Linked DNA regions of Homo sapiens: region 2 is linked to region 1. Evidence: read pairs that join two places in POLR2A ChIA-PET (ENCODE). Cell type or tissue: GM12878. All regions are shown on one strand.

Region 1 (5,000 bases):
CTAAAGGCTTGGAATGAAAATATTAAAAGGGAAATACCAAAGGAATTAATGCAAAAATAGGATGGAGCCCCAGATAGTGTATGAGAGTGGTGATGGAGGCCTTGGGAAAAGAAGGAAGGGTTAACTGAGCTAAGGAAGCCTGCATATGCACAAGAGCTAACAATAAGTAATTATCCAGAGTCTAAAATAATTCCTGTTTTTAACTCACTCTGAAGTGTACTGATAAGTTACCAGTATGCAGTGCCAACTATTCTTTGGACTTGAGAAACTTGAGGAGCTCATTCGGTGTGTACCTACATCCTTTGTCTCAGGGTACGCTTTCAGTGGTTGCTGCCCTGAATCCGGGCTTTAAATGTAGCTGATAAAGTGCCAGCACTTAATAAGCTTTAGCCTGAATAGGGAGAGTAAGGGGAATAGAAGAAAAAGCAGTAAGAGAGCCTTCAACGGAAACAAACTATGAAGGAAAATCTCTAAGAAGTTGCAGTGAGGCCCAGATACAGGCAACTGAATCCTTACAATGCATTCCAGCTAAGGTGAATAAGAAAAGCTACAGAGTAAATTTTTACAGCATACCAAGCCAGTATTTTTCCTCCTTGAGTGTTGTCATCACCGTTGTTATCATCATTGTCATCATGTATTTAGTGTGGAACCTGGTGATGTACAAGTACTCTAGCATTCTGAGGTCACTCTTATTTCACAACCAAATAAAATGATTCAAACCATTGCAGAAAACTGTACAGCCTGTGGTGATTCACTGACTTCTCAAATATTTCCAAAAATTCTCCAAAATTTAGAATTTCCTGGACACTTTATGCTCTCATTTCCAAGAGTCAGCAGAATTCTCATTTTGTGTCCTATGGCTCCTGTTGTCTCTCTATTCCACTTTATTGTATTCATTCACCCAAAGCACCAATAACCTAAGTGTTAGGCTACTTAGGTTAATTTTCACATAGAAAATTCCAAACATATAATTTTCTATGTGGGTGGCATGTTTTGCTGTGGTAAGAGCATGGAGTGTAATCTCTCTCCCCAGAAGAATGTTATAACACCTTATCAGACCACATATGCGAGTTATTGGCCTCAACTACTCCAAAACACATATAAACCCAAGACTTTGACAGACATTAAGAGCTTAGAGTGTGGCAGGGTACTTTCTGCCAGCCTTTGAGCTACTCTCTACAGCTTTGCCCACCAACACCAGCACTATTTGAAAGCACTGAAGGAGCTTACATATCATTGTGTTCATCAAACGTCTCTTTCAAGAACCTCTTGTAGAAAGGTTAAGTGTTAAAAGAAAAGCTTCAGCAGAATTAAATTTAAAGGCGTTTAATTGAGCAATGAATGATTCATGAATTGGGCAGCCTTCAGAATCACAGCAGAATCAGAGACACTCCAGGGATGCCTCATGGTCAGAACAAATTTATAGTCCAAAAAAAGGGAAGTGACATACAGAAATCAGAAGTGAGGCACAGAAACAGCTGGATTGGTTGCAGGTTGGCGTTTGCCTTATTTGAACACAGTTTGAACACTTAGCAGCCTATGAGTGGTTTAAGTATGACCCCTGGGGTTGGCCAAGACTCAGCTATTGTTACAGGCGCATACCCTTAAGTTAGATTTTCAATTTTGTCTGCCAATTAAGCTAGGTTACAAGTTCATCCACAAGGACTCAAATATAGAATTACAGAGTCCTTCTCAGGCCATATTTAGTTTGCTTTAACATAAGCCTCAAACCTCCATTAGACTTTACATTCACAGATGCCTGCTTCCATCCTAATTGAGCAGCTAGACTTTAATAATTGAACTCTAAACAAAATTGGAATTCACTCACTATGTGCTTAATGTACCTTGTCTATTAAGTGTGTTCTCTGTGAGGTTTATTCTCCTTATTCTCCCTCTCTTTGAGTGTGGTGGAAAAAGCAGAGCATTTTTATGTGGCAATAAACTGTATGATTGTGATGAATAAAATCATACTTTGATCATCTCCTTATTTTAACCATACAAAACACCAAGGCTGTTGTGTAAGAATGCTGTAGAGAAGTTTTAATATCAATAAAGAGGCAAACACAACACAACATGGTACAGAAAATAGCTCAAAATAAAATATATGAGCTGTTTCCACATGCAAGGAGATTGGGTGTTGCCTCTCCAACCTGACAACAAGTAAAAATCTGAGCAAAATGAAAAAAATTAACAATTCTTCTTAGATCTCTAAGAGAAGTGAAGTCATAGCACAAACTGCTGCTCCCCAAATTGGAGAGACAGACAAAGAGGCACAAGGCATTACAACTTTTCTCAAGCAGAAATTCATAGAAATCTCCACAGGAGATTTTCACAGTAAATATGAGACAAAAATTCCTTTGGGGTTCCAACAGTAAATTTCAGAGAAAAACCTCACATTTTTAGCAGGGGGAGGGTAAAACGGACATTTTTAAATATACCACAGCATTCTGTTCTTAACAAAAACTGTTCTCAGGAGAAACTGAAGAGCCTAACCTGCTGGGATGGTATCAAGCCTAACTAACCTTGGGGAATGGAAATACCCAACTCCAGCTCACTCTAGCTAGATAGAGTAAGCTCATAAGTTATCTTCATCCTGTCTCACCAAAGGAGAGAAAAAAATAAAACCTGAGAATCATGTGTAAAGTTCATAGTCCGGAGGCACAGGCTCACTACGAGACTGACACCTAATCATAAGACTAAGAATGTATTTCCTCCCCCAACACCTTAACCACTACATTACTAAAGGCCTATTTATGGCCATTTCTTTTACCCAGCACATCATGTCTACCTAGATAGCAAGAAAAATTACAAGACATACTAACTGGCAAAATACACAGTTTGAAGAGGCAGAGCAAACATCCCAACCAGACCCAGATATAGCAAGGATATTGAAATGATCAGACCCAGCATTTAAACAACTATTCATATGCTAAGAGCTGTAATGGAGAAAGTAGACAGCAGGCAAGAACAGATGGGCAATGTAAGCAGACAGATGGAAATCCTAAGAAAGTCCCCAAAAGGAATGCAAACCAAAAACACTAACAGAAATGAAGAATGCCTTTGATGGGCTTATTGGTAGGCTGGACATAGCTGAGGAAACAATCTCTGAGCTTCACAATGTCTCCAAGAAATCTCCAAAATTGAAAGGCCAATAGAAAAAAATTCATAAAAATGTAGCAGAATATCTCAGTACTGTGGAACAACTACAAAAGTAGTAATATATGAGGAGGGAGAATACCAGAAGAGAAAAAAGAATAGAAGAAATATTTGAAACAATATTAACTGAGAATTTTCCCAAATTGATGTCTGAAATCCCCACCAACCTAAAATTCTGTAATCTGCAAAGCTACCCTTCAAAAATGAAGAAGAAATAAAGATTTTTCTCAGGCAAACAAAAACTCCGAAAATTTGTTGCTAGTATGCCTGCCTTGCAAAAAATGTTAAGAGGAGTTCTTTAGAGAGAAGAAAAGTGACATAGCTCAGAAACTTGGATCTACATAAAGAAAGAAAACACATCTGGCCAGGTGCAGTGACTCACACCTGTAACCCCAGCACTTTGGAAGGCTGAGACAGGTGGATCACTTGAGGCCCGGAGTTCGAGACCAGCCTGGCCAACCTGGTGAAACCTGTCTCTACTAAGTATACCAAAAAAAAAAAAAAAAAATGAGTGGGGCATGGTGGTGTCCCCTTTTCTCTGCATCCTTACCAGCATCTGTTATTTTTTGACATTTTAATAATAGCCATTCTCGGGAGGCTGAGGCAGGAGCTTGAACCCAGGATGCAGAGGCTGCAGTGAGCCGAGATTGCACCACTGCACTCCAGCCTGGGCAACAAAGCAAGACTCTGTCTCAAAAATAAATAAATAAATAAAAATAAAAATCAATCAATCAATAAATAGAAGGAATAAGAGGATGAAATAACTTTTATTGTTACTATTCTTTTTTAAAATAAAACCCTTGATTTTATTTTATTCATTTATTTTTCTTTCCAACTTTTATTTTAGGTTCGAGGGCACACGTGCAGGTTTGCTACATGGGTAAATTGCATGTTGCAGGGGTTTGGTATACAGATAATTTTGTCACCCAGGTAATCAGCATAGTATTCAATAGGTAATATTTCAAACCTCACTCTCTACCCTCAAATAGGCCCTGGTGTCTACTGTTTGTTTCTTTGTGGTATCCATGTGTACTCACTATTTAGTTCCCACTTATAAGTGAGAATATGAAGTATTTGGTTTTGTGTTCCTGCATTAGTTCACTTAGGATAATGGCCTTCAGCTCCATCCATGTTGCTACAAAGAACATGATTTTCTTCTTTTTTTATGTCTGAGTAGTATTCCATGGTGTATATGTACCGCATTTTCTTTATCCAGTCCACTCTTGATGGGCATTTATGTGATTCCATGTCTTTGTTATTGTGAATAGTGCTGTGATGAACATGTGCATGCATGTATCTTTATGGTAGAGCAATTCATATTTCTTTGGGTATAAACCCAATAAAGGTATTGCTGGGTTGAATGGTAGTTCCATTTTAAGTTATTTGAGAAATCTCCAAATTGCTTCCCACAGTGGCTGAACTAATTTGCATTCCCACCAGGAATGTATAAGCGTTCCTTTTTCTCTGCATCTTTACCAGCATCTGTTATTTTTGACATTTTAATAATAGCCATTCTGACTTGTGTACAGCATCTCATTGTGGTTTTGATTTGCATTTCTCTAATAATTAGTGATAGTGAGCATTTGTATATGCTTGCTGGCCATGTGTATGTCTTCCTTTTCAGAAGTGTCTGTTCATGTCCTTTGTCTATTTTTTAACGGGTTTGTTTGTTTTTTGCTTGTTGATTTGCTTAAGATTTATTAAGATTCTGGTATTAGTCCTCCGTTGGATGTGACTTGCAGTTTGCAATATTTTCTCCCATTCTATAGGTTGTCTATTTACTCTGTTGATAGTTTCTTTTGCTGTGCAGAAGCTCTTTAATTAGGTCCCAGTGTCAGTTTTTG
Region 2 (5,000 bases), 50 kb after region 1:
TCATTTATTATCCAGTCATCAGGACTTTTACCTAAATTTTAGATACAATGGCTAAGTGCCAAGAACACATCCGTGCAGAGTTTACTGCATGGATTCTTTATGGTCTGCCCATTATCAAATTATGGCAGTAAAGTCATGGTCAAAGAACTAAGCTCCAAATACAACTGAGAAGACTGTAAGTCCTCCTTCCATTCATCCTCCTCTGAAAAACAGTAAAACAGTGTACATTCCCAGCACACAGCCTCCTGTGCAGGATTCTGCAGATCTTCTCTGTGTCATTGCAACCCTTGTTGTGATGCACTTAGCAATATTTCATAACTTGAATGTTTCCTCACTTTTTAAAAAAAAAACATAAATTCCTTCTTCCTACTTCTTTTCATTTTATTTTTCTCAAGGCTTATCTTAAGATATCGCACCTCTAACATATTTCCTTCTTCAAGGGAAAGTGTCTTAAGAAATGCTGCACAAAAGTAGTCTGGGTTCTGTTTTTGAAATGACATGAAATCATGTTTTTCTATATGCCCACAAGGACATTCATGCCTAACGATTTCTGTGAATAATGTAACTTAAAAACATATAGGCCAGGCACAGTGGTTCATGCGTGTAATCCGAACACTTTGGGAGGCCGAGGAGGGCGGATCACTTGAGGCCAGGAGTCCAAGACTAGCCTGGCCACATGTCAAAACCCCATCTTTACTAAAAATACAAACAAACAAACAGACTTCTTGCTTGGTTCCATTTATGTTTCATAATTTTATTATCTGGTTTGCACTTTTAAAGCTGTGGCAAGAGAATAAATACTAGCAGTAAGAGTATCTTAGTTGGCTTCTGTATTCCTGCATTCCCTTTTCTTTGGCAAGGTACATTTTAAAAAATCTCAATATCAAACAACTTATGTTTGAATATTCAAAACAAGCTTTTTTAGGAACAATAAAAAATGTTATTGCAGAACAATCAGCCATTGTATCTAGAATTTAGGTAAAAGTCCTGATGGCTGGATGATAAATGAAAAAATCCAGAAGACTAGTTGCTGAGAGAAAGCATAGGATCATAAAATTGTCAGTGTTCAAATGAAACATCAATAATCTAACACAGCCACTAATCTTACTGTAAGGCATCAGAGCTAGAGAGGTTTCAAGCCTTGCCACATCTCACATGAAGGAGGATGCGGAGACAACCCTTGTCTTGCTTGGGCTTATATCTTGGACCTGCACTGCTTAAGGCAGCAGCCCCAAGTCAAATGGGGCTGAACCCTTGAAATGTGGTCGTCCTAGTTGAGATGTGCTTGAAGGTAAACTACACACTGAATTTTGAAGTCTCACTATTAAAGAAAAGAAATGTAAGATATATTGTTAATATCCTTATATGGATTACAAGTTGAAGCGATTATATTTTTAACATATTATGTTAAACAAAATGATATACGAATTTCACCTATTTCTTTTTACTTTTTAAAAAATGTAGTTACTAGGGAATTTAAATTTTCTCACATGGCTGGCATTATATTTCTATTGTATTTAAACTTAGATGGTTAGCTCTTTTGGTCCTGAATACTAACCCTATTGAATGAGAAGGGCATAGTCTGGCCTCATGGAAGGTTTGTCTCACTATGATTTAAGGAGTTTTGGGGGGGAGGGGGCATAAATTGTGATTTTTTTAATTGGAAAAATTAAAAAATCAGCTCACAATGGGAGTGGATTTGAGGCAAATTGTGCAAGCAGATTTTCTTTAAGTGGCTAAGCAAAGTTTAAAAAGCAAGTAACAATGGAAAAAAAAATGTTTCTGGTACAGGACCAGCAGTACAAAAATAGTGTACGAGTACCTAGATAACATACCCATTTTGCAAAGTGCAACTTTTAAGTACACTATTTTAATGACTTTATTTGTTGCTTAATCCTTTGGATCATTATAAAATAGTTTTATGAATCAATCAATAGCCAGGAAATTTGAGGTATATTTCCTACCTCTATTGTTTATCGTACGTGTGTTGGTCTCTAGTCCCACTTAAACTCTACAGCCCATGCCTGGCAATTAGGGACTAACACTATGGATAGAGGTATATGGTTTTACCAGAATTCCTGACTGGAAAAAACAATCAGCTTTAACTGGTTAGAAGTCATCAGTGCTGGTTTATCTATTAAATAAATCACTTCCGTAAGTCTGACAGTGCCTTAGAAAGAAGCACTTTTCCCTGGAGACTTCACCTATGCGGAGCACAGAACAATGAACTCCAGAGCCAGCCATTGCTGGGAGATGGAACAACAGTAAGGAAAGCTGAGAGAAGCATGGTGTCAGTCCAGGGCTATTCCCTGCAAGCAGCAGAAACTTTGCCTTGGCTGACATTAAACAGAAAAGGAGGTTTTGCAAGGTTATTAGTTGGTTCACAGAATAATTGGGAAGATGCAGAACTAGTTTCTGAAAATAGGCATGAACGGAGGGCAGCCAGAACCACAGCCCAAATCAAGACTCAGAACTTGATCTTAGGGTGGTCAACGCCGCACTGCAGATGCTGCAGATTCCCCTGCAGTCACTGTTGACCCTGCACACTGAGGCTGAAACTGCCACCCCCAGACTCCAGCAGCAGGTGACCCACTTGCGCTGGTATGCTCAAAACTCTTTGCTGGTTTTAAACTGATAGTCTGGGCTCCTGAGAACCCCCTCTGTCTTCAGCAAAGCAGGACAGTTGGTCACACTAGTCGGAATAAATTCTCCACCATCCACGGCTCCCATGTTCAAGTGCTGGGCATGTATGTCTGATTAGGCCCTGCTGGGTCACCTAAGTTCTGGCTGCCAGAGAGATGAAGAGAGAGGGTCTGGCCATCTATCTTCCCTAGTGGGTGGCTGCCCCAGCTTTCCATCAGAGGCTTATAACTAAAACATAAGCAGACTACTTCTCAGTAATTTGAGTTAAATAGAGGAAACGGAACACAAAGAAAAGCAGCCAGGAGCAACAGGAACTGGTGGCTCTCCTTCTGAGGCAGCGTCCTGTGGTCAAAGGAGGAGGTGCTTTGCTGGGACTCATTTTGTTCATTCGAAAGTTGGAGAAAGGACTCTAAAGGAGCTCATGTAAGGAAAGTACCTAGCCCACATCACATGCTCAAATATTTCTTTCCCCTTTCTTCTGTTTTTCACTTTCTTTTCTCACCCCTTCATTGGAATCTGATGTCACTGCTGTAGAAACTAAACTGATTTACATTCTCTACCAACTAGCCATTATTAAAAATTCAAGTAATAATGTGTAGAACTCATCACTTACTAGAACTTATCAATTACTGTGTTTTATTTATTTATACTTTTGAAGTTACTTATGTCTTAGTTGCAAGTTGCGAGTTCTACATAATGCTGTGTCACTGCACATTTCTTCCCAAATCTGTGTTTGGTGACATCACTCGGATAGCTTGAAATTGGCCTGGTGGGAATTGGCAAATACTACAAATCAGGGCTCAATTTATTTTTTATTGACTGTCTAGACTTATGGAAGTGGTAGAGAAAATGTTGATAAAGCAGATTAAACTTAGAAGTGTGTTGTGTGTCTGTAGTTATTACACTGACCAGCACTGAAATGAAAAATACAGTTTTCTAGTATTCAACCACTATTACACAATTCAACAGGGAACTTGCTCACACCATGGACAAAACAGTGAATTTCCGAGACGTGAGTCTTCATTGTTTGACTTTTGTCTTACATGAGATAAACAAATGTGTCAACTAACTTATTCATCAGTTGCAAACAAAGGTTGGCTATAGATAAGAGTTTGGTAAAAATTAATAAAAGCATTCTGTGGGAACTAACTGGCTGTATGGAATTTATAATAAATAATATTGTGTATATAATATATATGCATATACACATACATACACACACACGCACATACATACACACACACACAGAGGTTTTTTTTAGGGAGAAGGGAACCAGTTGTTCAAAAATTACCAGTACACCACAGTGAGCTGCCCTCTTTAAACGTGATCTATCTTTACAATCATATTATTATTGTTGTTTTTAATTTTTATTTTACTTTAAGTTTCTGGATACATGTGCAGAACATGCAGGTTTGTTACATGGGTATACATGTGCCATGGTGGTTTGCTGCAACTATCAACCCGTCATCTAGGCTTTAAGCCCCAAATGCATTAGCTATTTGTCCTGATGATCTCCCTCTCCTCCTCCCCCTACAGGTCCCCATATGTGATGTTCCCCTCCCTGTGTCCATGTGTTCTCATTGTTCAACTCCCACTTATGAGTGAGAACATGTAGTGTTTGGTTTTCTGTTCCTGTGCTGGTTTGCTGAACAAGATGGCTTCTGGCTTCATCTATGTCCCTGCAAAGCACATGATCTCATTTGTTTTTATGGCTGCATAGTATTCCATAGTGTATATGTACCACATTTTATTTAACCAATCTATCATTGATGGGCATTTGGGTTGGTTCCATGTCTTTGCTATTGTAAATAGTGCTGCAATAAACATACATGTGCATGTATCTTTATAGTAGAATGATTTATATTCCTTTGGTTATGTACCCAGTAATGGGATTGCTGAGTCAAACGGAATTTCTGGTTCTAGATCCCTGAAGAATTGCCACACTGTCTTCCACAATGGTTGAACTAATTCACATTCCCACCAACAGTGTAAAAGCATTTCTATTTCTCCACAGCCTTGCCAGCATCTATTGTTTCTTCTGTCAGTTCATCCATGTCATCCTCCGTCCAGTTCTGTGCCCTTGCTGGAGAGGTGTTGTGATCATTTGGAAGAGAAGAGGCACTCTGGCCTTTTGGGTTTTCTGTGTTTTTTTTTATTTTTTCTCTTCTTCATAAGTTTGTCTAGTTTTGATCTTTGAGGCTGTTGATCCTTGGATGAGGATTTGTGGGGACTTTTTTGTTGATGCTATTGTTGTTGCTTTCTGTTTGTTTGTTTGTTTGTTTTTTAATAGTCAGCTCCCTCTTCTCTAGGGCTGCTGTGGTTTGCTGGGAGTTCACTTCAGGCCCTATTCATCAGGT

Evidence for each region. Peaks named below come from ENCODE experiments on the same cell type or tissue, not always from the same donor. Only the 100,000 strongest peaks of a DNase experiment are listed, where the experiment ranks them.
Region 2: POLR2A ChIA-PET joins it to region 1 with 5 read pairs; 1 of 35 experiments calls an interaction of 5 or more read pairs at or near these places.

Annotation. Positions count from the first base shown.
Region 1 is chr7:37,813,864-37,818,863 of GRCh38, reverse strand. No RefSeq gene overlaps it. Among named protein-coding and RNA genes, the nearest start is that of NME8, 32 kb to the left of the region's middle. In GM12878, no CTCF peak of the experiment used is centred here; a DNase peak (open chromatin) is centred at 2,653; H3K4me3 peaks cover 353 bases; H3K27ac peaks cover 1,909 bases.
Region 2 is chr7:37,764,117-37,769,116 of GRCh38, reverse strand. No RefSeq gene overlaps it. Among named protein-coding and RNA genes, the nearest start is that of NME8, 82 kb to the left of the region's middle. RefSeq lists an enhancer at 2,758-3,227. In GM12878, no CTCF peak of the experiment used is centred here; a DNase peak (open chromatin) is centred at 3,046; H3K4me3 peaks cover 333 bases; H3K27ac peaks cover 1,724 bases.